Regions from separate parts of the Homo sapiens genome. Here region 1 is linked to region 2. Evidence: read pairs that join two places in POLR2A ChIA-PET (ENCODE). Cell type or tissue: HepG2. All regions are shown on one strand. Links, peaks and the distances in the headings refer to the core of each region. The heading gives the core; the rest is flanking DNA.

Evidence for each region. Peaks named below come from ENCODE experiments on the same cell type or tissue, not always from the same donor. Only the 100,000 strongest peaks of a DNase experiment are listed, where the experiment ranks them.
Region 1: POLR2A ChIA-PET joins it to region 2 with 50 read pairs; 11 of 35 experiments call an interaction of 5 or more read pairs at or near these places.

Annotation. Positions count from the first base shown.
Region 1 is chr11:68,210,716-68,224,939 of GRCh38, reverse strand. It overlaps KMT5B (lysine methyltransferase 5B), which reads left to right and starts at 11,644. Exons shown (of 11, transcript NM_017635.5): 1 at 11,644-11,802. RefSeq lists silencers at 9,184-9,478, 10,663-10,802, 10,913-11,352, 11,938-12,407 and an enhancer at 10,264-10,966. In HepG2, for the core only: a CTCF peak has its summit at 12,035 (motif pointing right); DNase peaks (open chromatin) are centred at 8,171, 11,159 and 12,119; H3K4me3 peaks cover 4,252 bases.
Region 2 is chr11:68,292,653-68,307,853 of GRCh38, reverse strand. It overlaps a transcript of LRP5 not described here. Among named protein-coding and RNA genes, the nearest start is that of LRP5, 12 kb to the left of the region's middle. RefSeq lists enhancers at 6,869-7,616, 8,366-9,113. In HepG2, for the core only: CTCF peaks have their summits at 7,293 (motif pointing right) and 9,946 (motif pointing right); DNase peaks (open chromatin) are centred at 8,683, 8,943 and 9,533; H3K4me3 peaks cover 2,100 bases.

The sequences.
Region 1 (14,224 bases), core at 6,165-14,164, 83 kb after region 2:
GAGACAGCTGGTATCAGAGGTGGGCCTAGGAAGCAGTCCCTTAAGAAGGGCTCATTTGCCAGCCAGAGGGTCACCGGGTGCCTGCTGCTGAGGAGCAAAGTGGCGATCGCTGCAGCCCGCTGTAGCGTCACAATGCTAAGATGCTCACGTGTTGAGGTGGCACATAGGTGGGAAAGGTGCACGGGCCTGAGCTGCTCCTGCACCTGAGTGGCATGGAGGCAACAGTAGCCACCAGGATGGTGGAGAGCATGGCAGTAGTGAGCTGACGCCAAAGACTGGACGGCAGACTCAGCAGCCGACTCTTAACTCACAAAAGAATGCAATGGCCAGAAAGCCCCCAGGACAGCATTTAAAAGGACCCCATCTGGCAGGGCTCGGCGGCTCACGCCTATAATCTCAGCACTTTGGGAGGCCGAGATGGGCGGATTGCCTGAGGTTAGGAGTTCGAGACCAGCCTGGCCAACGTGGCGGAACCCCATCTCCACTAAAAATACAAAAATTGCTTGAATCTGCGGGGGTGGAGGTTGCAGTGAGCTGAGGTGGTACCACTGCACTCCAGCCTGGCCAACAGAGTGAGACTCCGTCCCTCAAAAAAGTAAAATAAAATAAAAGGACCCCATCTTCTGCAACAAGAGGACAGAATATGCTAAAAATTGAGGTCCCAGATGAGATTCTAAGAGTGTCCTCCTTCAAAGGAGGTTGGAGTCATAGCCCTGGCGGCTCATGCAGCGCCGGGGGGCACTCTCACACCTCAGCCGCACAACAGAGGGGTCAGCGCACTAGCTCTGCCACTAAGGCTGTGTGGCCCTGGGTAAGCCACTCCGAGCCTCAGTTTCCCCATCTATAAATGCAGATCACAATGTTCTCTATCAGAGCCTTACCCAGTCATGGCACATGGTGGAAATTCAGTGAACTGGCTGCTGTTTTGTTTTTTTAAAAAAAAAAAACTATGCGAAAATGCACATAATGTAAAATTTGTCATCTCAGTCTTTTTTTTTTTTTTTTTTTGAGATGGAGTCTCACTTTATCACCCAGGCTGGCATGCAGTGGTGTGATCTCGGCTCACTGCAACCTCCACCCGCCCCAGGTTCAAGTGATTCTCCCACTTCAGTCTCTCGAGTAGCTGAGACTACAGGTGCCCGCCACCACGCCCAGCTAATTTTTGTATTTTTAGTAGAGATGGGGTTTCATCATGTTGGCCAGGCTGGTCTGGAACTCCTAACCTCAAGTGATCTGCCTGTCTCTGCCTCCCAAAGTGCTGGCATTACAGGCATGAGCCACCGTGCCTGGCCTCAATCATTTTTAAGTGTATAGTTCAGTGGTATTAAGCACATTCACATAGTTGAGCTACAGTCATCATTACTTTATCCACACAACTCTTTTCATCTTACAAAATTGAAACTGTCCCCATTAAACAACTCTCCATTTCCTCCTCCCCAGCCCCTGGCACCCACCATTCTACTTTCTGTTTCTGTGAATACGACTACCCTACATACCTCACATAAGAGCAATCACACGGTTTCGTGCTCTATGTCTGGCTCATTTCACTCAGCCTAATGTCCTCAAGATGCTTCCACGTTGTAGCACATGTTGGAATTCCCTTCCTTTTTAAGGCTGAATACTCTTCCATGCTTTGGGTGTATTGTATTTTGTTTACGCCTCATCCACTGATGGGCACTTGGGTTGTGTACACCTTTTGGCTGTTGTGAAAAACAATACGAACATGTGTGTGTGTGGCGTTATTATTTTTCTTTTTTCTTTTTTTTTGAGACAGAGTTTTGCTCCTGTTGCCCAGGCTGGAGTGCAATGGCGTGATCTCGGCTCACCACAACCTCCGCCTCCCGGGTTCAAGTGATTCTCCTGCCTCAGCCTCCCGAGTATCTGGGATTACAGGCATGCATCACCACGCCTGGCTAATTTTTGTATTTTTAGTAGAGATGAGGTTTCACCATATTAGTCAGGCTGGTCACCAACTCCTGACCTCAGGTGATCCACCCGCCTTGGCCTCCCAAAGTGCTGGGATTACAGGTGTGAGCCACCTCGCCTGGCCTGTTATTTTTATTAAGAAAGCAATTGTTTGCAGAATGCAGGCCTGAACCAAGCCCTGGTCCCTCTCCTACCGGAGTACCTTTGCCTTTAAGATATATTTTATTATTAGAAACTCTGTTCCCAGAAGGAATAAGAAGGAAACACAGGAGGCAGAAGGTGTAACAGGGGCCAGAGGCCAGGGGCCAGGGACTTCTGCCTCTCCTGCCCCCAGCAGCAACTGGTCCCCATGGAAAGGGCCTGGTTTTGAGAGTCAGAGAACCCCTGATGGGGTGGCCACAATAACTGTGCTTTTCTGTTTTGTTTTGTTTTTTTCTTGCACTGTTGGCCAGGCTAGAGTGCAGGGGCGTGATCTTGGCTCACTGCAACCTCCGCCTCCGCCTCCGCCTCCCAGGTTCATGCCATTCTCCTGACTCAGCCTCCCGAGTAGCTGGGACTACAGGTGCCCGCCACCACACCCAGCTAATTTTTTGTATTTTTAGTAGAGATGGGATTTCACCGTTTTAGCCAGGATGGTCTCGATCTCCTGACCTCGTGATCCACCCTCCTCGGCTTCCCAAAGTGCTGGGATTACAGGCGTGAGCCACCGTGCCCGGCCAATAACTGTGCTTTTCTAGCACGGGCCCTGTGTCCAGCACTTCCCCTGCCTAACCCCTGGCAGCCTGTTTAGATTTGGAATTTTAACTCTTGGCTTTCTCTTCTTTGCTGTAATTAATTTTTCTCACTTCCAGGGAGGGTTTAAAAATTAAACTCTACTCTTTCTCTCCCCTTTCCCTTTCTGCTATAGACTGAATGTTTGTGCCCTCCCCTCCCCAAATTCATATGTTGAAGTCCTAGTGTTCTATTTGAGCCCCCAGTGGGTTGGATGAGGCCCCCCACACTGGGGGGGACGGGCATCTGCTTGACTCAGTCCACCCGATTCAAAGGCTAATCTCTTCCGGAGACACCCTCACAGACATGCCCAGAAATCTTGTTTACGCAGCTATCTGGGTGTCCCATGGCCCAGTCAAGTTGACACCCATTGACCACCATATGGAGAGACAGCCTAAGTCCCTCAGTCCCCATGGTGAGGGAGCTTCTAGGTCTCTAATGGCCCCCGCCTGGGAAGCCCTGTGCACTGAGCATGCAGGGCTGAGGCCCCCAGTCACCCTCTCTGCATGGCCACCCAGAATGCCCTAGAGGAAAACCATCTGGACTTTTGGCTCAGGAAATGCCACCCCTTGGAATTTATCAAGGGACAAGCCAATACCCCAAAGTGTGTCTATGAGGCGTAATGTAAGGGAATGATTATGAGACAGAGCAAAATTGGCTGATTCCACATAAACCACACATACCCCGGCCAGAGAAGACCCAGGTCAACTCAGCATTGGCTGGAGGCTTCCAGATCAGCACAGACCAGGCAGCAGCTGGGAGGTGACTGGAGGGGCCTGCAGCAGGGAGGCTCGCATGCTGGTAGAAGGTTCCAGCACGTCTATTAGAAGCAGGGACAGTTTCTCTTCCTCCCTTTTTTATTTATTTATTTATTTATTGAGACTGAGTCTCACTCTGTCACCCAGACTGGAGTCCAATGGTGCGATCTCGGCTCGCTGCAACCACCGCCTCCCAGATTCAAGCAATTCTCCTGCATCAGCCTCCTGAGTAGCTGGGATTACAGGTGTACACCACCATGCCTAGCTAGTTTGTGTGTGTGTGTGTGTGTGTGTGTGTGTGTGTGTGTGTGTGTGTGTGTATTTTTTAGTAGAGTCGGGGTTTCGCCATGTTGGCCAGGCTGGTCTCAAACTCCTCGCCTCATGCGATCCACCTGCCTCGGCCTCCCAAAGTGCTGGGATTACAGGCGTGAGCCACCACGACTAGCTCGCCTCCTCCCTTTAAATATCTGCAGCAATAATTGGCACCAACAGTGCTTCGGCTGAAGGAACAAGATTCTTCAGGTTCCTCATCTGCACCTTAAACCTGGAACCTGTACCATGAACCTGGGTCTTCTCAGAAGCAATGTCTGGGAAACACCCGAGAAAAAACTATTTTATAGAATTTGCTTGTCAAGATAAGTCATAGAAAAACTGAAGTTTTCATTGAGCAGTAGCATTTCTCCAGATTATTTCCCTCTTTTTTGAGTGCATAATTTGCAGCAGTGATTTGCACAGATTTTAGATTTGGCTCACGCCTGTAATCACAGAGCTTTGGGAGGCCGAGGCGGGGGGATTGCTTGAGCTCAGGAGTTCAAGACCAGCCTGGACAACATGGTGAAACCCCATCTCTACAAAAAAATTTCAAAAAAATTAGCTGGGTGTTGCTGGGCACAGTGGCTCACGCCTGTAATCCCAGCACTTTGGAAGGCTGAGGCAGGTGGATCATCTGAGGTCAGGAGTTTGAGACCAGGCTGGACAACATGGCGAAACCCCGTCTCTACTAAAAATATAAAAATTAGCCGGGCATGGTGGCACGTACCTGTAATCCCAGCTACTAGGGGGGCTGAGGCAGAAGGATCACTTGAACCTGGGAGGCAGAGGTCGCAGTGAGCTGAGATTGTGCCACTGCACTCCAGCTTGGGCAACAGAGCAAGACACCATCTCCAAAAAAAAAAAAAATTAGCTGGGTGTGGTGGTGAGTGCCTGCAGTCCCAGCTACTGAGGTGGCTGAAATGGGAGGATCACCTAAGCCCAGAGAGGTCGAGGCTGCAGGGAGTGAGATCACACCACTGTATTCCAGCCTGGGTGGAAGAGTGAGACTCTATCTCAAAGAAAAGAAAAAAAAAGAACTTAGATTTACAGTTTGAGAATTTTCACAACATACACACCCTGGCAATCAGCCCTCAGAAACAGAGATTTCCATCTCACCACAGTTTCTCATGTCCCCTCATGGGCAATCCCAGCTGCCAGAAGCTAATGACCCCTTGGACTTCTATCACCATAGATTAGGGGATTTTTCTCTTCCACGACCTCATTGTTGGAACCCAGCAATTTTTACTCTATGGTTTCTGACGTCTTTGTCTCAATGTAATGTTTCTGAAATTCATCTATGGTGTTTGTAACAGTGGTCCGTTCCTTTTTATTTCTGAACAGGATTCTATCACATGGAGAGACCACAATTTGTCTACCCATTCTTTTGGTGGTTGGCATTTGGGTTGTTTCCAGTTTACAGCTACTATAAATAAAGCTACCACAAATAACTGTAAAGGAGGAAATAAAGAGAGTGGGAGGGAAAGAGAGAAATAAATAGAGAAAGAGAAGAGGAAGAAAGAAAGGGTGGAAGAAGAAGAGGAGAGAGGAAGGAACAGACACCAAATGAACAAAACTAGGAACCCAAAAATCCATTCTGATATATATATATACACATATATATATACATATATACATATATATACACATATATATACACATATACACATATATACATATATACACACACATATATATATACATATATACATATATACACATATATATATACATATATATACATATATATACACATATATATATACCAGAATATATATATACCAGAATATATATATATACCAGAATATATATATATAAACCAGAATATATATATATATACCAGAATATATATATATATATGTGTGTGTGTGTGTGTGTGTGTGTGTGTGTGTGTGTATATATATATAAAATGTGGTGAGGAATGATGTTCACATCCCCTCAGTGAACCTCTCCACAGAAAACTTATTTATGACAATGGGCAAGCAAGTGACCTGACGATGGGGAAGCCTGGACACCCCTAAACCACATGACGGGTAACCCAAGTGGACATCACCCATAATGGGTTAAATCAAAACTGCTTCAGTTGTAACATCTCATTTTTTTGATTTTGTTTCTTTTTTTTTTTTTTGAGATGGAGTCTCGCTCTGTCACCCAGGCTGGAGTGCAGTGGCATGATCTCGGTTCACCGCAACCTCTGCCTCCTGAGTTCAAGCGATTCTTGTGCCTCAGCCTCCCAAGTAGCTGGAACTACAGGCACATGCCACCACACCTAGCTAGTTTTTGTATTTTTGGTAGAGAGGGGGTTTCTCCATGTTGGCCAAGCTGGTCTCAAACTCCTGACCTCAAGTGATCCGCCCACCTCGGCCTCTCAAAGTGCTGGGATTACAAGTGTGAACCACCACACCTGGCCAGAAATTATTAAAAAATAATAGTAATAATAAAAAAACAAAGCTCCCCGTGCCCATGAGGAAACCTTTGCCAGCTGCTGTCAGTCCTCTCTGTGTTTGCTTCTAGAGAGGGCTGGTTAGGGCTGAGTTTTATTTGGGGGAGGGGAGATGAAAAGGTGTGTGATGGGATCCCAAAGGAACAACATCCTCAGTGACAGGGAAATTTTCTTGGTGCCTGTCCCACTGCCCCAGGTGGGTGCTGAGCACACAACCCCCAGGGCACCCGTGAGCTGGAACGCTACACATCTTGTGGGGTGGGTGGTGGAGAAGCCTTGTCAACAAAGCAAGATTGAGCCCCCAGAATTTGGGGAGTGATTACAGAGCCCCTTGCACCTCCCTTTATCCTTGTAGCAACCCTGGAAAGTTAGTATTATCTTTCCCTCTTCCTCCCTCCCTCCCTTCAGCAAAAGCATAGAAGCCTCAACACTCTGTCCCCAGGGGTGGTTCCAGATGCTGAAGACACAGCAATGAATGAGACAGACAAAGCTCCCTGCCCTTGAGAAGCTGATAGTCTAAAAGGAGAGTCAGCCCTAGGATGAATACTGAAAGATACAGAATGCTAGAGCTGTCGTATGTGCTAAGGAGAAAGAACCCTGAAGCCACAAAGGAAGAATGAAAACTAGGTCTTGGCCGGGCATGGAGGCTCACGCCTGTAATCCCAGCACTTTGGGAGGCCAAGGCAGGCGGATCACCTGAGATCAGGAGTTCGAGACTGGCCTAGCTAACATGGCAAAACTCCATCTCTACTAAAAATACAAACGTTAGCCGGGCGCGGTGGCACACGCCTGTAATCCCAGCTACTCAGGAGGCTGAGGCAGGAGAACTGCTTGAACCTGGGAGGTGGAGGTGGCAGTGAGCCGACAGTGCACCACTGTACTCCAGCCTGGGCGACAAGAGTGAAACTCCGTCTCAAAAAAAAAAAAAAAAAAAAAAAGAAAAAAAAAGAAAGAAAGAAAAAAAAAAAGAAAACTATGTCCTGGACCTGGACCTGAGTGGTGGAACGGTACCTGTTTGAAGAGGTGGAAGGGTGTGTGAGGAGAGGGTTTTGCTTTCGTGTGTCCCCCAGGTTAGCCGTGTTATATTTGAAATGCCTATTAAGCATCGAAGTAGTGTTGTCTGAAGTTCAGAGAAGTCCAGGCTGGAGAGAGAATTTGAGCATCTGAAGCACATAAACAATTGTAAAGCTATAGAGGAACTTACTAAGACAGGTCCAAGGAATGGACATTTTCACAGGTAAAGGAATGGTGGGCTGACAGGCTACATCATTTGTCCCAAATCCCATGGCTGGTAAACTGCAGAGCTAGGATTCAAACCCAGGTCAGACTCGTGCCAACCTCTGTTGGCAGCTGCTGTACAGTCTTGCTGCTGTTGACCAGGGGTCTCGTGTGTGTCACTTGACCTTTCAGTGGCTGTTTCTTTTTCTTTTTTCTTTTTTTTGAGACAGAGTCTCAAAAAACAGGCTGGAGTGTACTGGCATGATCTCGGCTCACTGCAACTTCTACCTTCCGGGTTCAAGCCATTCTCCTGCCTCAGCCTCCTGAGTAGCTGGGATTACAGGCATGCGCCACCACGTCCAGTTATTTTTGTATTTTTAGTAGAGACGGGGTTTCACCATGTTGGCCAGATTGTTCTCAAACTCCTGAGCTCAGGTGATATGCCCACCTTGGCCTCCCAAAGCGCTGGGATTACAGGCGTGAGCCACCACGCCCGGCTTCAGTGGCTGTTTCTTCTTCTATTCAAGGACAGTGGCAGTGGAGGGGCAGGTGGAAAGCAAGAATGGTGCCGGGGGTAGTGGTGCTCAGGAATGTGACCAGGAAACCCGCCAGCCGCCCAGAGGGGCCACTGGGAAAGCCGGGTACGCCCCACTCTCCCTCCGGTTTCAGACACCTGCTCCCATCAGAGGAGTCCTAGCTTCCGGGCGGGGTGGGGACTGGGGCAGACGCATGTGCGGAGCACGAAAGCCAACATATCGCTTTACAATGAAAAGCAACCTGCCTCCAGCCTGGAATTCTGGGGTCAACGTGACCTGTGGGCCATCCCAGTAAGCACAGGATCAAAGCAAGTGAATCCCTGCCATCCTGTCACTGAGTGAACCTGGCACTCGAGGAAAGGGAGCGAGAGAGCATAGCAGGGTGGGTGGCACTAGGCTGGAGTGCCCCTGGACACACCAGAGCCAGACCTGCTAGAGAGACCAAAATAGACTCCATGGCCTCAGTCAGTGCCCTGGCAAGCGTGCCACTCCTAGGCCAGCTCCGGGCTAGGCTGGCACTCCTGGCCAGCCTCACGGTGCTTCCGGGGCCAGCCGGGCCCCTTCCGCTGACTCGGTCTTTCTTTAGAGCTGTTAATCCCTTTTGGTCCGGCCAGGCTGGGGAGGCCCCCCAGCCTCTGTGGCTCAGCTCTTCCACTTTGGGGTGCCTAGAGCTCTCCCAGTGTAAATGCCAAAGGCTCCTGACACACAGGACTGGGCAGGTGCCTGGCTGCCTACTTCCTGCTCTCCCTCCCCTGCCAGCTGGCAGGAGGAGCCTCCAACTGGCCTCTCCTGTGGGAGTCTCCCTAGGAAGGGCTCTCCTGGGCTGTGCTCTCAGCCCAGCCTAGCCCTGGCTTCCCTGAGTGGGGACCCCCAAAGGCCTCAAGCCCCCTGCATGGCTCCACCAAGGTCCTGAACCCCAATTCAGCTCTGCCAGGAGCCCTGGCCCACCCTGGGCCTCTCAGCTGAGGCTGGAAGAGCAGCTGGCAACGTAGGGGGATTGAGGGAGGAATGCACACAGAACTGGGGGCCTGGGAGCAGGCTGGGCTTGGGTTTGCTCATCTGTATCCCTGCCAGGCTGTGGGCCCAGCCTTGCAAGGAAATGTCCAGAACACTTGACTTGGCATCAGGCAGTGAACACATGGAAGTGTCTGCATCTTGGAAGTATGGGGGCTTCACAGGACTCAGGATTTGGCGTTCACCCTGAAGGGCACATGGAGAGCACCTCTATGCTGGGGTGGGCTCTGGAAAGCTGGGAGTGGGCAGGACATCGGCTTTGGGGGCTCTGGAGGGCTGCTCAGGCATAGCTGGACTTGGGACCTGAGACCAAGGTCGACTTAGAGGCAGATGGTATTCCCCTAGTGAGCTCGCCTCCCATAGGCATTCGGTGGTGGTGGGTGGCAAAGGCAGGCTCAGTGTTTCTGGGGTGCAAGTTGAGTATTTGGAGCCAGGCACTACGAAAATCTTGGAAAGTTTCTGATAAACCAGAAACCAAGAACACCAAAGCAATCATTTGTTAGTTGCGTCTGCAAAGACGAACGTGGCAGAGTGGATTCTGCTGCCACAGATGACGCTGCTTTTAGTGAAAGGGCAGACAGGAGAAGTGCTTGGGCTGTGCCCACCGCCCACACCCGAATCGGCCTCCAAAAGGAGGAAGCTGCTGATAGGGCAGGTGAAGGCAGTGGGAGGAGCTCTGTTTTGAAGATGAGACCCGCTTCTGCCTCCGTCAGCCATGTGCCCTCAGCGAGTCACCGTGCCTCAGTTTCCCTCTGTGGAAGGCGGTAATGAGCATCATGTCTACCAGCCAAAGTCAAGGTCGAGAATGAGGGCAAACGAGGGAGGCGCTGTGCGTCAGTGTTACTTGGACTTAGTCCAGTTCTTGTGTTGGGTGGTCGTCCACAGCCTCGATTCATCATCCTTTGTGGAGGATGATGGCCCTGGAGCCGCAGGGGAAAACTAAGGCAGGCTGCGGCTCTTCCTGGCATCTGACTGAGCTGCCTGCCCTGCCCGCCTCCTCTCTGTGGCAAGGGCAGCCTCTCTCCCCTCCCAGGGCTTTGACACTGGCTGGTCCCACTACCCGCCCATATCCTAGGCACCCCCTTTCCCCAACACGCTCCAATTCACACTCCAGGTCTGCGCTTCCTTGGGCACCTGCCGGCACCAAGTTCCAGGCATGTGCACGCCTATGCCAACCTCAACTTCTTGGAGGTCCTCCGCACCCGCTTCCTGATTTATTCTGCATTTTTCACCCGAATGCTGAAAGAGGGCTCTGGCTCAAGCCCTGACTAGTTGTCATAGAGGTCACGGAACTCCCTGTGCCTCAGTTTCCCTAGGTGTAAAGTGGCACCCACATGGCCCCCACCTCCGGGGGTCGTCCTGACGCGTGAGAGGGAGGATGCGCGGAGACCCTGGGCAGCCCCGCAGGGGCCGGGAGCGCGCTCATCGTTCTGTTGTCTGGACTACAAGATCGATGCCCAGGCAAGCTTCGCAGCTCCCCGGCTCGCAGGCGGCCCGGTCCCTCAGGATCTCCCCGCCAGCCCGGGATCCCCGAGGAGGGATCGCACGGCCAGCGCGCAGGGCACACCCGGAGTGGAGCGGAGCACGGCGCGGGGCACATAGTGGGTGCTGGGGGCGGCGGGGCCCGCGGGGGGCCAGGCCAAGGCGCGCCCGCTCTCCTCCTCCCTCGCATGCTCCGCGCAGGAACGCTCAGCCTGCCCACACGGTCTTAGGGTGCATCTGCTGCCAGTGACCCCCATTCCCACAACAAAAACGCTCGTCTGCCCGGGGCCACCTCCCTCGGAGCAACTGGGACGCGCGGCGGGAGGGGGGGGGGTCCCCTTCCCCAGGGCTGCAGTCCGAGAGGCTGGCTCTAGAGCCGTCCCTGGTAGGGGCAGGTGTGCAAAGACCCAGGGCCCGGGACAGCTGCCGCGGTCCCGCGGGGACCGGGACCGGAATGCGGTCGCGTAAGGGCCGCAGGGGACCCTAACGTGGCGCCCGCGGGGCGCGGGCGACGCCGCCTCAGCCGCGATTTAAAGGGCAGCGAGGGCGGAGGGATCCCAGCCGCCTACCGGCCGGCCGCGAATCCCTCCGCCACGAGGGGAGGCGACGGCTCGCTCTGAATCGCCCTTTGTCCCTCCGCCGTCGGGAGCGCCCGGCACAGAACTCGCTCCCCGCGCGTGCCCGCGTCCCGCACAGAGCCCCGTGGAAGCGCCGCGGCGGCTGGGCCTGGCGGGAGGCGCGCGCACACTGTGGCAGCTGCGCCGCACGGTGTCCCTCCGCCGTCGAGGCCGCGGCCTTCTTTTCGTATCCTTCCACCGTGCCCGGGCGGGGTCCAGGCGGCTCACCGGGGGCGGCGACGCGGCGGCGGTGCGGGCGGCAGGGCAGCGGGGCGATGAGGTGAGGACGCCCGGGAACCGGAGGCGGCACCGCGCGGCGCACGGACCTGGGACGCGGAGTCCTGAAGCCGGCGGACGGTTTTCGTACGGGCGGCCGTGCGCGAGGCGAGGTGAGGCCCCGGGTGGCGGGGCGCGGGGGCGGGCGCCGGGGGCGCAGCGAGCCGAGGCCGGGGGCGCGGGGGGCGCGACGGCGGCGGCGGCGGCCGGTTGGGGGCGGGGGGCTCGGACGCTGCGGGGACTCATTTTTCCCGTCAGCGGAGGGAGCGAGCGGTGCTGCGGCCCGCGCCGCCATCTTGGATTTTACTCTCCATTTTTCTCTGGAATTATTTTTGGTGATTAATTTTCTGGGGGGGACTGGGACGCGGGGCCCGGCGGCGCGGCCCCGCATCGCAGCGGCCGGGCAGCGGGGCCTGGGACGCGCCCCGAGGAGGAGCGGGGCGGCGCAGGCGGTGAGTCGGGGGAGGGGCGGGCGCCGGCGAGGGTGTGCGGGGGGCGGCCTCGGTGACGGGGCGGGCAGGGACGTGGGGGACCGCGGGCCCAGGCCGGTCGCAGGGCTCCGGGGCCAGGGCGGGTGGGGCCGGGGCCGGGCGCAAGCGGCCGGGCGCGGGGGGCGGGGCTGCGGCCGGGCCGGTGCGGGGCCGGCGCGGGGCCTGCAGTGGTGGCCGCGGCCGGAAGGGAGCGGTAGCGGCCGCCGGGCAGCGTCGGGGCCGGGCCCGCGGCCGCACGAGGGGAGCAGCCCCGCCGCTCGCGATTGGGGGACTCTGTTTTCCCTTTTCTCCAATGGGCAGCCGTGAACCGTCTCGCCCAATCTGCTCCCACTGCCGCGCTGAACTTTTTGTTTTTGTTTTGGCCCGAGCGCATTTCGGAGCCCTCCCGAGCTCGTCCTGCAGCCCACCCTCCTCCCCGACGGCGCCCCTGGCCGTGGCCCGGCGACCCCGCGGCCGCTGCGTCCCCTTTGTGCTTTATCCGCTCTCCCTGCGTCCCCTGGTGTGTGTCTGTCCTTCCACGTATTCGCGGATGATGTGCACCGTTGTCACCTCCGCCTTGGAAGGAGGAACAATGACAACTCGATGCAACTTGCTGGATTAAGATAGAAACAAGTTGGGTGCTGAGAAATTCAGTCTATTTGGGTTTATTGGACCCGGGTCTGGAACAGTAACTTAACGATTTATTAAGTGGTGGAACTTTCGGAATACTGGGGAGGTGAACATGTGTTCTTTGAAGTTAATTTTTAAGAATTTGCCAAATGAAATTTACCTGGAGTGGGGGGAGTTTTCCTTAGAATAGAGGGCAGGTGAATTAATTTGATTGATTGTGGTTCTTTGTGATGTGGACCTTTTTCGATTTAAACCAGTTTGATATAAAGTGTAGTTGAGGATGGCCATACAGGTCTGAACTTTGCTGTGTAGGATCTTTAGAGGAAGCAGTTGCCAGCTATAACTTTTTTCCTTTAGTCTTTAATATTGAGAACACGCCTATAATATTGATAATTAGTAGTAAAAAGAAGTATTTTCAAAAGAGGAGGAAACCATTTTTACCTGAAATAATTACAGATAATGTGTGCATGTTGAAATACATAAATTGCCGCTTGCTGTAAATACAGATTTATTGTGTATCTGAAGGTTTAGCAATTTGAACCAGAGGTGTGGCCCTGTCCCTCTTGGAGCGCCTTATATTCCCAGGTTAGAGTCCACAAACGCTCTAATCCCGGCTTGTGTGGGAACTCCAGCCCATTTTTCACTTTGTAATCTCTAAACATTCGACATTCTGGTCCCTCTCCCAAGCTCTGGCTCCAATAGCTTCCCATACCTGGTCCCTGTCGGCCGTGCCCTGCCCGGCATTCCTCCACCCCTTTTCTCCACCCCGTACACTCTTGTCCTTCAGAAAGGCCCCGTGAGAATGTTGCTTCCTGGTGAAACCTTCACACACACAGCCGTTGGGGTGGTTACTCGTGAGTTTTTGAGTCTCTTGTTATCTCGTCCGCCCACGGGCAGGTACAGAGTAGGTGCTCATAGACCCTTAATGAATGGGTTAATTTATTAATCTCCAAGTTGTCAAGCTTAATAGTTTGTATTAGTTTTTCAAAATAAATCCACTTTAATGTTGTTTACAAACATAATTATATTTTAAAAACTGAGCTGGAGAGTGAAGGGAATATGGTAGATATTTCTTCAATAAGAGAGTAGGGTAGGGCTTGATTCTTTATCCATGATCATTTCCAAGTGCTCTCGCGCCTTTATTTTCATCTGCTTTCCCAAACACCCTGAACTGCTCATGCAGTGAACTTTTTATTCTCGCAGCAAATGCCAGGGGACAGTAGTGGGGAAGGTGGAGGTGGATGGAGGGTAGCGGACTCTGACAGGGAGAGACGCGTGTGAAGGAAGTGTCCCGGTGTCTGCGTGTCTTTCAGCAGAGAATTTAGTGGGTGGGGGATGTTGGTGATTTTTCTCTTGGGTTATTTAAAAAGGAGGTTGAATCTGATTTTCCTTTACCTGATTATCAGTTTGTGGGTTTATAGGGCCTGGGTTCGTGGCCAGGTTGTGTGATAAAGAGATTTGTGTGTGTGGCATCTAAGCAGCTCCCTGTCCACAGGAATGCCCTTCCCATGGCTTACAGAGCAAATCCTTTCAGATAAATCGCCGTGGTCCCATTATTTCGTGTTTCTGTGTACCATGTATGAGCTTTACATTGGCAAATCTCTCCATTGGCAAAATCCTTCTCCGTGGTCAGGAGTTCCCCGACTATGTCAGCCTTAGAACGCTCTGATGGTTAAGAATCTTCCTCACACTTTTGACGATAGGGACCATGTGTCCTCCCTCCGCTCCATCACCCTGTTAGCTACAATACTGCATGTTAAGTAAATGCAGGGGG
Region 2 (15,201 bases), core at 6,361-14,360:
ACTCTTTCTACCTTACTTTTATTTTTCATTTATTTTAAGATAATGTCTAGCTGTCTCACCCAGGCTGGAGTGCAGTGGTGTGATTACGGCTCACTACAGCCTTAACCTCCCAGGCTCAAGTGATCCTCCTACCACAGCCTCCCAAGTAGCTGGAACTACAGGCATGCACCACCGCACCTGGATAATTTTTTCTTTTGAGACAAGGTTTCACTCTGTTGCCCAGGCTGGAGTGCAGTGGTGCACTCTTGGCTCACTGCAGCCTCAACCTCCCTGGGCTTAGGTGATCCTCACACTTCAGTCTCCCAAGTAGCTGGGACTACAGGTATGTGCCAGTACACCCAGCTAATATTTTTGAAGGATGGGGTTTCACTATATTGCCCAGGCTGGTCTTGAACTCCAGGGCTTAAGCAATCTACCTTCCTCAGCCTGCCAAAGTGCTAGGATTATAGGTATGAGCCACCCCCCGGCCTATAATCCTACCACTTTAAAAAAGCCTGTAATTTTAGCACTTTAAAAAATTTTTCTAAATTTTTTATAGAGATGGGGGACAGCTGTGGTCTCACTGTGTTGCCCAGGCTGGTCTTGAACTCCTAGGATCAAGCCATCCTCCTGGCCTGGCCTCCCAAAGTGTTGGGATTATAAGCATAAGCCTTACCTTACCTTTTTTTTTTGAGTTGCAGTTTTGTTCTTGTTGCTCAGGCTGGAGTGCAATGGCAAGATCTTGGCTCACTGCAACCTCCACCTCCCGGGTTCAAGCAATTCTCCTGCCTCAGCCTCCCGAGTAGCTGGGATTACAGGCATGCGCCACCACACCCGGCTAATTTTGTATTTTTAGTAGAGATGGGGTTTCTCTATATACCTTAATTTTAAAGCACTGCATTCATGTAAATTGTGATTAACATGGATTCAAGAGAGGGAGTGAGGATGAATGAGCCAGGCACTCACCTCGGCTGTCACCCTCCACTTCTCTCCTCCTTCTGACAGTCATCGTCCATCCGTTTCTGCAGCTGTTTGTTTGACTCTCCTGATCATTTTGCTTGCCACATAACTTGCCTCCTGGGAAAGAATGCCCTGGGCAGGCCCACATGAGTAGTGAAAAATAATCTGCAGTGAAAAATAAAACTAAGTAGTCTGGTCCACAGAGCAGTCTTATTTTTTCACTGCAGATGAAGGAGTTGACATTCAGGCTTCATTCTCATTTATAAGTGTTTTAAAGACACATACAGTGGATTGAACAGTGGCCTTCAAAAAGATGTATCTACATCCTAATCCCTGGGACCTGTGAATGTTAACCAAGTTAGGAAAAGGGTCTTCCCGGGTGTCATTAAGTTAGAGATCTTGAGATGAGGAGCTCATCGTGGATTATCCAGGTGGACCCTGCATCCAAGGACAAATGGTCCTTAGAAAAGAAAAGCAGAGGCTGGGCACAGTGGCTCAAGCCTGTAATCCCAGCACTTTGAGAGGCCGAGGTGGGTGGATCACCTAAGGTCATGAGTTCGAGAGCAGCCTGGCCAACATGATGAAATCCCATCTCTACTAAAAATACAAAAATTAGCAAGGCATGGTGGCGGGTGCCTATAATCCCAGCTACTCAGGAAGCTGAGGCAGGAGAATGGCTTGCACCTGGGAGGCGGAGGTTGCAGTGAGCCAAGATCGCGCCACTGCACTCCAGCCTGAGGGAGAAAAGTGAAACTCTGTCTCATAAAAGAAAAGAAAAGCAGACAGAGATCTGAGACAGAAGAGGAGAGTGAAGGAAAAAAGGCCATGTGAAGATGAGGCAGAGGTTGGAGCCATGCAGCCACAAGCCAAGGAATACCTGGAGCCCCAGAAGTTGCAAGAGGTAGGAAGAAGCCTCCCCTAGAGCCTCCAGACGGAGCACAGCCCTGCCAACACCTCCACCTCAGACTTCTGGCCTCCAGCACTGTGAGATAATCAACTGCTGTTGTTTTAAGCCACCAGATTTGTGGTAATTTGTTATGGCAGCCACAGGAAACTAATACAGTACCTAATCTTCACAAACCCATCTTACAGAAAAGGAAACTGAAGTCAGAGAGGTAGTGGCTTGTGCAGTGTGTTAGGCCATTCTTGTATTACTATAAAGAAATACCTGAGGCCGGGCATGGTGGCTCACGCCTGTAATCCCAGCACTTTGGGAGGCCAAGGTGAGTGGATCACTTGAGGTCAGGAGTTCAAGACCAGCCTGGACAACATGGTGAAACCCCATTTCTACTGAAAATATGAAAATTAGCCAGGCATGGTGGCGTGCATCTGTAGTCCCAGCTACTCAGGAGGCTGAGGCAGGAGAATCACTTGCGCCCGGGAGGAGGAGGTTGTAGTGAGCCAAGATTGTGCCACTGCACTCCAGCCTGGGAGACAAGAGAGAAACCCTGTCTCAAAATAAATAAAAAACAAATAAACACCTGAGACTGGGTAGTTTATAAAGAAAGGGGTTAACTGGCTCCCGGTTCTGCAGGCTGTACAAGCATGGTGCCGGCATCTGCTTGGTTGCTGGGAAGGCTTCAGGGAGTTTTACTCATCGTGGAAGGCAGAGCCAGAGCAGGTGCATCACACAGCAAAAGCAGGAGCGAGAGAGAGAGAGAGCAGGGAGGTGTGCACACTTTTAAATGAGCAGATCTCACGAGAACTCACCATTGCAAGGACAGCACCAAGCCACGAGGGGTCTGCCCCCATGACCCAAACCTCCCACTAGGCCCCACCCCCAACATTGGGAATTACAGTTCAACATGAGGTTTGGGGGGACAAATATCCAAACTATATCATTCCACCCCTGGCCCCCCAGATCTCATGTTCTTCTCACATTGCAAAATATAGTCATGCCTTCCCAGTAGCCCCCCAAAGTCTTAACTCATCCCAGCATTAACTCAAAAATCCCATTCCCAAGTCCAACGTCTCATCTGAAGATGAGTTCCTTTCACCTACAAGACTGTAAAAATGAAAACAGTTATTTACTGCTGAGATACAATGGGGGCATAGGCATTAGGTAAACATTCCTGTTCCAAAAGGGAGAAATCTGTCAAAAGAAAGGGGCTATAGGCCCCAAGCAAGTCCAAAACCCAGCAGAGCAATCATTCAATCTTAAAGCTCCAAAATAACCTCCTTAAACTCCATGTCCCATAGCCAGGGCACACTGGTGCAAGGGGCAGGCTCCCAAGGCCTTGGGCAGCTCTATTCCTGCGGCTTTGCAGAATTCAGTCCCCATGGCTGCTCTTACAGATTGGAGATGAGGGCCTGCGGCTTTTCCAGGTGCAGGGTGCAAGCTGCTGGTGATCTACCATTCTGGGGTGTGGATGGTGGCGGCCCCGTCCCGCAGCTCCACTAGGCATTGTCCCAGTGGGGACTCTATGTGGGGCCTCCAACCCCACATTTCCCCTCCAATGGGAAGGCTCTGCCCCTGCAGCAGCCTTCTTCCTGGGCTCCCAGGCTTTCTCATACATCCTCTGACATCTAGGTGGATGGTGTCAAGCTTCCTTCACTCTTGCACTCTGCACACCTACAGGCTTAACACCACATGGAAGCTGCCAAGGTGTATGGCTGGAACCCTCTGAAGCAGCAGCCTGAGCTGTGACTATGGCCCTTTGAGCCAAGGCTGGAGCTGGAACAGTCTAGATGCAGGCAGGGAGCAGTGTCCTGAGGCTGTGCAGAGCAGCAGGGCCCTGTGCCTGGACAATGAAACCATTCTTTCCTCCTCATCCTCTGGGCCTGTGATGGGAGGGTTGTGGAAGATCTCTGAAATGCCTTTGAGGCCTTTTTGCCTCTGAGGCCTATTTCCTATTGTCTCAGTTATTGGCAGTCGGCTCCTTTTTAGTTATGCAAATCCTCTAGCAAGAGGTTACTCCACTGCCGGCTTGAACTCCTCTCCTGAAAAAGCTTTTTCTTTCTTTGTCACATGGCCAGGCTGCAAATTTTCCAAACTTTTATGCTCTGTTTTACCTTTAAATATAACTTCTAACTTTAATTCATTTATTTGCTCCTGCATTTGAGCATAGGGAATTCAAAGAAGCTGGGCCACATCTTGAATGCTTTGCTGCTTCAAAATTTATGGCCACGCTTGGTGGCTCACACCTGTAATCCCAGCACTTTGGGAGGCCTAGGTGGGCAGATCACGAGATCAGGAGATCGAGACCATCCTGGTCAACATGGTGAAACCCATCTCTACTAAAAATACAAAAAAATTAGCTTGGTGTGGTGGCGCAGACCTGTAGTCCCAGCTACTGGAGAGGCTGAGGCAGGAGAATTACTTGAACCTGGGAGGCAGAGGTTGCAGTGAGCCCAGATCATGCCACTGCACTCCAGCCTGGTGACAGAATAAGATTTGATCTCGAAAGGAAGGAAGGAAGGAGGAAGGGAAGAAATGTCTTCCCCCAGATGTCCTGGGTCATCCCTCTTATGTTCAAACTTCAACAGATCCCTAGGGCATGAAAATAATACAGCCAAATTATTTGCTAAGGCATAACGAAAGTGACCTTTGCTCCAGTTCCCAATAAGTTCCTCATTTCCATCTGAGACTCATCACCCTGGCCTTGGCTTGTCCATATCACTGTCAGCATTTTGGTCACAATCATTTAACCAGCTAATCGGGAGGCTGAGGCAAGAGGATCACTTGAACCCAGGAGGTTGAGGCTGCAGTGAGCTGTGATCACATCACTGCAGTCCAGCTTGGGCAACAGAGCAAGATCCTGTCTCAATAAATAAATAAATAAATACATAAATAACTTAAGTTTATTTAAAGCTGCATCTTTGCCACCATGGAGAAAGGCCAGGCCAGCTCCTTCTCTCTTTCTGCACGTGTTCCTCCCACCTCAGCTGCCTCCGCTCCTCAAGGAGGAACAGAGGGAGTAGGAAAGGCCATCCCAGGAGGCCCAGCACCCCATGACCTGGCTCTGGGGCCTTGTGGGTTTATGGATTCCCAGTGCTGAGTCATCCCTCACAGGCTCTTGTGGGCACCTTGGACATTGCTCAGAAGCATCTGGTCCCCGGGAACACACCTTTTCCTGATCATCTGGGAAGGGCAGCTTGTGCCAGCGAGGCCACCTGTTCAGCGCCACGGCCCGCCAGACAGCTGCAGCCACAGCCTTGCCTTTGATCAGAGCAAACACCAGACATGTGTGTCATGCCCCCAACCCATCTCCAGGGGACACATGTCCTTTCTTGCCAGGCCTGAGATGAACAAGAGAGGGACAAGTCCCCAAGCCTCTCTCTCCTTCCCGCCTCACCCACTCCGCTGTTAGATTCTCAAGGTGGATGGTGGGCTAACTAGGGCAACCGACCATCCTGGTTTACCTAGAACTGAGGGGGCATTTTCAGGAATAAAACTGCAAAAGTCTGGAGCAAACAGGAGCAAGTTGGTCACTCTGGGGCTGGTGGAGTCAGGTTTCCTTCTGCAGGCCCCCTCCCCGCAAGCATGGGTGGAACCCAGGACAGGAACACAGAGCAGGCCCCAGGACCGGGCTTGTCACTTACAAGTCTTTTTTTTTTTTTTTTTTTTTTGAGATGGAGTCTTGCTCTGTCATCAGGGCTGGAGTACAGTGGTGCCATCTTAGCTCACTGCAACCTCTGCCTTCTGGGTTCAAGTGATCCCCCTGCCTCAGCCTCCTGAGTAGCTGGGACTACAGGTGGCACCACCACGCCCAGCTAATTTTTTGTATTTCTAGTAGAGATGAGATGGCCAGGCTGGTCTTGAACTCCTGACCTCAAGTGATCTGCCCGCCTTGGCCTCCCAAAGTGCTGGGATTACAGGCGTGAGCCACTGTGCCTGGCCCCACTCACAAGTCTTAAACCATGCCTCAGCACATCAATGCCATTTACAAAAAGGTAGAGGGATTTTTCCAGGCAAAAATAGATGAAAGACATAGGCTGATTGATCATGTCCTGCTTAAAAATAGATCTGATGCTATTAAGAATTGTGGGCTGGGAGCGGTGGCTCACGCCTGTAATCCCAGCACTTTGGGAGGCCGAGGCAGGCGGATCACGAGGTCAGGAGATCGAGACCATCCTGGCTAACACAGTGAAGCCCCGTCTCTACTAAAAAATACAAAAAAAATTAGCCAGGCATGGTGGCGGGCGCCTGTAGTCCCAGCTACTCGGGAGGCTGAGGCAGGAGAAGAATGGTGTGAACCTGGGAGGTGGAGCTTGCAGTGAGCCGAGATCACACCACTGCACTCCAGCCTGGGCGACAGAGTGAAACTCCATCTCAAAAAAAAAATAAATAAATAAATAAGAATTGTTAGTATTTTGCAGGTGTGACAAATGATTCTGTTTCTGTGGCAGAATGTTCTCAGGAGATCTCTTTTGAACTCTCATGGAAAGCATCATGCTGTTGGCAACATCACATTTATTTTTATTTATTTATTATTTTTTAGAGACAGGGTCTTGCTCTGTTGCCCAGGCTGGAGTGCAGTGGCACAATCACAGCTCACTGCAGCCTCAACCTCCTGGGCTCAAGCAATCCTCCTGCCTCAGCCTCCCAAAGTAGCTGGGACCACAGGCGTGAGCCACTGCACTCAGCCCAATGTACCTTCAATATTTACATTTCTGGCAAAGGTAGCAAAACCTTAACAAATTTTGAATCTAGATAATAAAATTATGAGGCTGGGTGCAGTGGCCCTGACAGGGATGGCTCACATCTGTAATCTCAACATTTTGGGAGGCCAAGGTAGGCGGATCACCTGAGGCCAGGAGTTTGAGACCAGCCTGGCCAACATGGTGTAACCCTGTCTCTAACAAAAATACAAAAAAATTAGCCAGACGTGGTGGTGCACGTCTGTCATCCCAGCTACTAGGGAGGCTGAGGCAGGAGAATTGCTTGAACCCGAGAGGCAGAGGTTGTGATGAGCCGAGATCGCGTCATTGCACTCCAGCCTGGGCAAAAGCAAGAGCGAAACTCTCTCTCAAAAAAATAAAAAAAAAATAAATTAATGAATTAATTAAAATAAAATAAAATAATGGATAGTCACTGTAAAGAAAAAATAAATGTATATATCAGCCAACAAGTGATGGAATAGAGCACCCCATCTCCCTGGCTGGACAGATACATCCCACAACACCTGGAAGGCGGCTCCATGTAGAACTTTCTGGACTGCTTGAGGTGCTGTGCTGGAGCACGGTGACAGAGGAGCTGGACCATGGACCTCCCCCGGCCCCCACCAAGGGCGAGGTCCCCCTGTGGTGGGTCTGAGGGAGGCATCCGTATGGCCTCTGCGGCTTGGGCAGGGAATTTGGGGTCCAAGTACTTGGTGCAAAGCCTGGAAAGAGGGTTTGGGTGCTGAGGGCATATCCCCTGGGCCACATGGGGGCAGAAGTGGGGCCCCCTGAAGCTTGGAGTCCTGGGCAGGGGCATCTATTTTGCTGTCTGAGGCCTTCAGTACTTGAAGCAAAATGGAGGCAGAATGTCCCACCTTAATGCCCCTGATTCCTCCAAACCAATTCCAGAGACAGCAAGGGCCAGAACAGGGATGGCCCTGCCCAGGGTCATGCAGCGAGGAAGTGGCCAGGCTGGGATCTGAACCCAGGCTAATCCCCTCCCTTGTCCTCCTCCAGGCCCTCACCCCTGCATAGAGCCCTCCAGCTCACTCATCCTCGGCCAGCTCCATCTCCTCAGCTTGTAAACGCCACGGGATTCTCCCTTCTTAAAAACAAAGGCCTGGCCAGGCACGGTGGCTCATGCCTGTACTTTGGGGTGGCTCCCAGCACTTTGGGAGGCCAAGGTGGGCGGATCATGAGGTCAAGAGATTGAGACCATCCTGGCCAGCATGGTGAAACCCTGTATCTACTGAAAAAAAAAAAATTAACTGGGCATGGTGGCTAGCTACTTAGGAGGCTGAGGCAGGAGAATCGCTTGAACCTGGGAGAAAGAGGTTGCAGTGAGCCAAGATCGCGCCACTCCACTCTAACCTGGCAACAGAACAAGACTCCGTCTCAAAAAACAAACAAACAAACAAATAAACAAAAAAAGGCGGAGCGCGATGGCTCGCGCCTGCAATCCCAGCACTTTGGGAGGCTGAGGCGGGCGGATCACTTGAGGTTAGGAGTTTGAGACCAGCTTGGCCAACATGGTGAAACCCCATCTCCACTAAAAGTACAAAAATCAGCCAGGTGTGGTGGTGGGTGCCTGTAATCCCAGCTACTCAGGAGGCTGAGGCAGGAGAATCGCTTGAACCCATGACCTGGAGGCTACAGTGAGCTGAGATTGCGCCACTGTACTCCAGCCTGGGCAACAAGACTCTGTCTCAAAAAAAAAAAAAAAAAAAAGACTGGCCCTTCCCCTTCAGCTCTTCCTCAGGGTCCCTGAGCACTCTACACCCCCGTCTACACTGAGCACTCCACCCTGCTGTCTACACTGAGCACTCCACCCTGCCATCTACACTGAGGACTCCACCCCACTGTCTACACTGGCTGCCTCCCGCCCTCACCTCCTGCTAAGGCCATTCCCCGCTGCATCTGTCTTCTAGATTCTGCAGCCTTCAGCACGCTGGGCCCCTCCTTTGTCCCCTTGAGCCACCTCCAGCCTCCCCCTGAGCTGCTACTCCTCTCCCAGCAGCCTCCACCCAAGCCCCTCCAGTCCCCAAGCTGTCCCTTGCATCCAGCACTGCCCTTCCACGTGCCCCTTCCCTCCAGCTTCACAGCAGGGTGGGGCCTCCAGGCCCTGCCCACTGTGCCCATCCACAAGTTGTGGTGGGAGCTCCGAGGGGAGGCAGGGGTGTGCATGGACTTGGGACGTCCAAGTCTGGGACCAGGGGCAGCTGGTTGGTGGAGTGTGGAGGGGGATAGGGACTTTCAGGTAGAGAGGCTGTAGGGGCAAGATCGGGACGGCGGATGTCCCTAAGGAGGGCTCTGACCTGGGAAATATTGTGCAGCTTCCTCTTTGCCATTCCTGGAGCTCAGACACTGGCCGGCTCTCACCCCGCCCTTCCTGCAGGACACAGCTCCATCCCAGTGAGTTCCTAGTGTAGACATCTCCAGCAGCACGGATGGGAAAGGAAGTCATCAAAGGTGCCCAGGACCGGAGGCTTTTTCTGGAGGTGGCAGAGGAGGGTGTGGGTCTCAGGGCTCTGGCTGAGGGCAAGCGTGGGAGGTCTTAGGTCTGCACCAGCCCCGTGAAGGCCCCTCCTGCTCCCTGGTGGAGTCCTAGAGGGAACAGCAGCCCCTAGGCTCTAGCAGGAGTGGGTAGGGGCTTTTCTGGCTTCCTACTGTGCCAGCAGGATAGCTGGGCCTGGCACTGAGCCCAAAGATCACATGCCGGGGCATTGGCGCAGTGAGGAACAGACCCTCGCCAAAGCTGGCAAAGAAGACCCCATGGGGTGCAGCTGGTGAAGCTGAGAGCTCAATGTTTGGGGGAGCCTGGCAAAAGGGGTCCTCCCCTCCCTCTGCAGGCCAGGATCGCAGGTTTTCCCTACATGTTGGTAATTCTCAAACAATCCCATGGCCACTGGAGCAAAGATCACAGTGGGCGGCGGCCTCGGGAGCAGTGGACAGGGCACGCAGTGCCTTTGATGCCAGAGCCCTCGCCCCAAAGTCAACAAACTCTGCAGCGGACTTTGCACCCGGACTTTGTTTTCACCATACAAGGAAAGGGACAGATCACAGGCCCTCTCGCTGCCCTCGCTGAGCCGGAAGCTGCAGCGTGAGCTCTCTCAAGCCCCATTTCTAGGTTCCCCAGGCGCACCCCTGAGCCCCTACTCGCCTATTAAGTTCTCCTAATAGCCCTTCAAGGTCTTAATGTATGTCCATTAGACAGAGGGGAAAACTGAGGCGAGGGCAAGTGACTTGACCGAGGTTCCTCGGCGAGCAGGGCGTGGAGCTGAGAACCTCGTTATTACTGCTCCCCACACAACCCTCTGGCCGTTCTTGGAAGAGGCTGAGCCCGGGAGGGCCAGAGTGACCCAGACACCATGGGCCGCCTGCGGTAACACGTGCGGCCACGAGGGGGCAGCAGCGTCCCGCCCGGCCGGGCTCTCTCCGGCGCTCAGTATCCGTCCCAGGCCAAGAAGAAGAAACTCGGGGAGGAGGGCGGAGGGGGCTGCGTGGGAGGACGTGGAAGATGGACGTGGCCAGGGGAGTGGCAGCTGCACACACTGGATGCTGTTAAGATGAAGGGAAAGAACGTGGGCTCCGAGATCACTGGACACGGTTCCACCCTTCTTCCCGCTCACTGCATGGCCCTGGGCGGGTTGTTGAACCCTTGGAAACCTGTTTTTCCTTTTTTCCTTTTTTTTTGAGACAGGGTCTTGCTCTGTGGCCCAGACTGGAGTGCCGTGGCACGATCTTGGCTCACTGCTGCCTCCCAGGTTCAAGTGATCCTCCCAGCTCAGCCTCCTGCGTAGCTGGGACCCCAGGTATGTGTCACCACAGCCGGCTAATTTTTGTATTTTTTTGTAGAGACGGGATTTCGCCGTATTGCCCAGGCTGGTCTCAAACTCCTGAGTTCACCGGATCTTCCTGCCTCAGCCTCCCAAAGTGCTGGGATTACTGGCATGAGCCACCGCACCCAGCAGAGACCTCAGTTTTCTAACCTGTGCCAGCAGGAATAATGATAGCTGCCTAGCTTGGCTGTGCTGGGAATTAAGTAAGATGACCGGGTAGCAAATATGAAGTATTACTGGACACAGAGGGCCCCAGGCTGGGTTAGCAGCGGTGGTCAGGGCTGCTGCTTCCTGGCCTGAGCTCGAAGGAGGGCCCTCATTACCACCTGGGTGAGTCCTCGTCCAAGCCTGGCACTGCTGCGTGGGAATAACTTCTGCCACCCAAGTTGGCAGATTGTGTGCAAAGTTAAGTCCTGACTCTGTGGGGTGGACTTCGAGGCCTCTTCATCGGACCTGCTTCCGGTGACTGCATTCGCACCTCCTCCTGTTCCTGGTTTAACACAGCCCAGCTTTCCTCCTGCTGAGCCCTCCCTGGGCCTGCTGTCACCCTCGTGCCGCTGTGCCTCGCAGTGCCACTCCCTGTACCCTGAATACTTTGCCCTGCCTCTCCACCCAGCTGAGAGTCAGGGCCCCTGTGAGGCTCTGCCCAGCCCGTCCTCCGGGTTTCTGCCTCTGCTGAGCACTTCCCTGCATGATTGCTTCTGAGAGTCCCCCCAGCCTGTGAGCTTCTCAGGACTGGGACAGCTTCTCAGGACCGAGGCTTCCTGGTCTGCTTGCAATTTTACAGGCGGGCACATTTTCCCTTGGCCAACATCAGAGACTGGACATCTGCAGATCTGTGCTAGCCACTGAGCACCCAGGCACCCCAGCAGGTAGCTCTGTAACCAACCCATTCTGTAAAGCTGAGGCTCAGAGAGGTGAAGCGCCTGGCCTGGGGCCACAGCCTGCGTCAGCTGCAGAGCCAGGAGCTGAGATATGCACCTGCGGCTCTGCTCACAGGGTCCTGCACAGACTGCTGCTGGAGCCACCTATGTAGAGTCAAGAGAGTTCATGTTAACTCCCTCTCACATCCCTCAGCCAGGGTGGGGGCTGACGATAGACACTCAGGGATGGCCTACCCTCCCCAACAACCCCCGTCAGGTTTGCCGGATCTCCTTGGAAGAAAAGTTCTGGGCAGAATTCCACCGTTGGCCTGGCCTACACTCTCCTTAGTGGCTTAGGACCCTCAGCGGTGGATAAGTTGTGGGCAGAAGAGATGCAATCAGGATTCTCACCCACTCACCCCTTGCCAGCCCCAATAAGCTCAATAAGCTGGGCTCGGTCTGAGGAAGTGTCCAGGAAATGTGCAAATGGCCTGGGACAGCCCTGTGTTCCTTTCAGTAAGGTTGCTGAAGGTGAGGCTGAAAGTTGGAGAAACAGAAGCCAGTGCTTATGGTTTTAATTAAGATAATGGAATGTATGTATGTATGTATGTATGTATTTATGTATTTATCTTTAGAGATAGAGTCTCACTCTGTTGCCCAGGCTGGAATGCGGTGACACAATCATAGCTCCTTGCAGCCTCGACTTCCTATGCCCAAATGATCCTCCTACCTCAGCCTCCTGAGTAGCTGGGACTACAGACACACGCCAACTATACCTAGCTAATTTTTATTTCTATTTTTTGTGGAGACTGGGTTCTCACTTTGTTGCCCAGGCTGGTCTTGAACCCCTAGCTTCAAGCAATCCTCCTGCCTCAGCCTCCCAAAGTGGAGGGATTACAGGTGTGAGCCACCACACCTGGCCTGGAATTTATTTGTATTCTGCTTATAAAATTAATACATTCTTATTGCAGAAAAGTTTGAAAATAAAAGAAAGGACAAAGAACAAAAAGCGTATATAATTTCACAGCTCAGATCTCACTGCTATTAACATTTTTATTTACTTTCAGGCTTTTTTCTTTCTAGGTACATATGCAGAGATTATTTTATTTTATTTATTTTATTTTATATTTTATTTTATATTTTTTATTTCATTATTTTATTTTATTTTATTTTATTATTTTTAGAGACAGGGCCTCACTCTGTCACCCAGGCTGGAGTACAATGGAGTGATCATAGCTCACTGCAGCCTCAAACACCTGGGCTCAAGCAATCCCCCCACTCAGCCTTCTGAGTAGTTGGGACTAAAGTGTGAGTCTGGCTAATTTTTTTTACTTTTTGTATTGACAGAGGTCTCACTATGTTGCCCAGGCTGATCTCAAACTCCTGGGTTCAAGCGATCCTCCCACCTTGGACTCCCAAAGTGCTGGGATTACAGGCATGAGCCACCATGCCTGGCCTAAAATGCCACTTTTTGTCATTTACTAAAATCCCATGGACACTTTGACATGTCTGTATTCTATGCTATTGATCTGACTGTTGGCATCTACATCATTATGGCCATCTATCATCTATCATAATCCATTTTAACATTAAAATTGTGCTGCTGCTTAGAATTTTTCTGGCCTGTCTCCTATTTGTATTCTTCCAGATAAATTTTAGAATCATTTTATCAAATTCCCCTTGCAGAAAAAGCCCTATTGGATTTTGGTTGAAAAATACTGAATTTTTACATTAACTTAGGAAAGGGCTGGGCACGGTGGCTCACGCCTGTAATCCCTACACTTTTCGAGGCCAAGGCAGGTGGATCACTTGAGGTTGGGAGTTTGAGACCAGCCTGGCCAACATGGTGAAACTCGGTCTTTACTAAAAATACAAGAATTGCCAGGCGCAGTGGCTCACCTGTAATCCCAGCACTTTGGGAGGCCGAGGTGGGTGGATCACGAGGTCAGGAGATAGAGACCATCCTGGCTAACACGGTGCAACCCCGTCTCTCCTAAAAATACAAAAAATTAGCCAGGCGTGGTGGTGGGCGCCTGTGGTCTCAGCTACTTAGGAGGCTGAGGCAGGAGAATGGTGTGAACCCAGGAGGCGGAGCTTGCAGTGAGCCAAGATCGCGCCACTGCACTCCAGCCTGGGCGACAGAGTGAGACTCCATCTCAAAAAAAAATAATAATAATAATACAAAAATTAGCCGGGGGTCGTGGCGTGCACCTATAATCCCAGTTACTTGGGAGGCTGAGGCAGGAGAATCGCTTGAATCCAGGAGGTGGAGGTTGCAATGAGCAGAGATCGTGCCACTGTACTCCAGCCTGGGTGACAGAGTGACACTCTGTGAAAAAAAAAAAAAAATTCTGAAGGATTGAGACTCTTAGACTCTTAGGTCTTCCTATCCAAGAGCACAATATAGCTTTTCATGTATTCAAGCCTTTTTCAATGCATCAACAGAATTTTACAGTTTTTTTCATGATATCCTGCTATTTCTTATAAAATGTATTCCTAGATATTCTGCATGTTTTCCGGTTGTTTGTTAATAAATATTTTTCATTTGTCATTATTTCCTAATTGGCTGTTATTTGTATATATGACATCTGTTGAATTTTTTGATTACTTTGAAAATGGCCATTCTTTTGTGTTTTTTTTTAACTTTCTATTTTGAGATAATTTTGACTTACAGAAGATTTGCAAAAATAGTACAGAGAGTTCCTGTTTCCCCCTTATGTTAACCCAGTTTCTCCTTATGTTAACATCTTACATAACTACAGAACAATTGTCAAATCTAAGAATCAACCTGGGCACAATGCTATTAACTAAACTGCAGAAGCTGTTCAGATCTCACCAGTTCTTCTACTGCTCCCCTTTTCTCTTCCAGTGTTCAATCCGGAATCCTACATTATATTTAGTTGTCATTTCTCTTTGGTGTCTTCCAATCTGTGACAGTTCCTCAGTCTTTCTTTGTCTTTCATGACTTTCATTTTTTTATACTTTTGAAAAATACTGGCCGGTTGTTTTGTAGAACGCCCTCAGTTTGGGTTTGCCTGAAGTTTTTTGTGATTAGATCGAGGTCATGCATTATTGGAGAGGGTGCCACCGCCTCGATGTGCAAGCTCAATGCATCATATCAGAGGGTTTGTAATGTCAGTTTATACCGCCGGAGACCCTAACCTGGAGCATTTCGTGAAGGTGCTGTCTGCCAGGATTCTCCACTAGAAAGTTACTATTTTTCCCTTTTTAATTACTGAATGTCTGAGGGGAAATACTTTGAGACTATGCAAATATCCTGTTTCTGCTTTAACTTCGGCTCACTAAGTTTAGCATTCATCTATGGATCTCGCTTATAGCAAGTATTACTGTGGAGTTCTAATGGTAATTTTCTGTTTCTCTCATTCCTTCAACCTTTATTAATATGCTTCTTCCTCACTTATTCATTTTGTTTCAGTTGTTTATACCAACATGGATTTGTGGATATTGGTTTTATTCTTTGGGTTGCAATTGAATCCTATCATTATTTTGTTAGTCAGTTGTTCCATCCGACCTTGGTCATTAGGAGCCCTTGAAATTTGGCTCCCATGCCTTTTTTTTTTTTTTTGAGACCGAGTCTCACTCTGTCACCCAGGTTTGAGTGCAGTGGCATGATCTTGGCTTCCTGCAACCTCCGCCTCCCAGGTTCAAGCAATTCTCCTGCCTCAGCCTCCTGAGTAGCTGGTATTATAGGCGCTCCACCACCTTGCCCGGCTAATTTTTTGTATTTTTAGTAGAGATGGGGTTTTATTATGTTGGCCAGGCTGGTCTCAAACTCCTGACCTCAGGTGATCTGCCCGCCTCGGCCTCCCAAAGTGCTGGGACTACAGGCGTGAGCCACCACACCTGGCCTCCTATGCCATTTTAACATGCCCGTCTTTTCTTTTTCTTTCCTACTTTCTGTGACTGTAAGAAGCTCCAGGATACATTTTTGCTGCCCT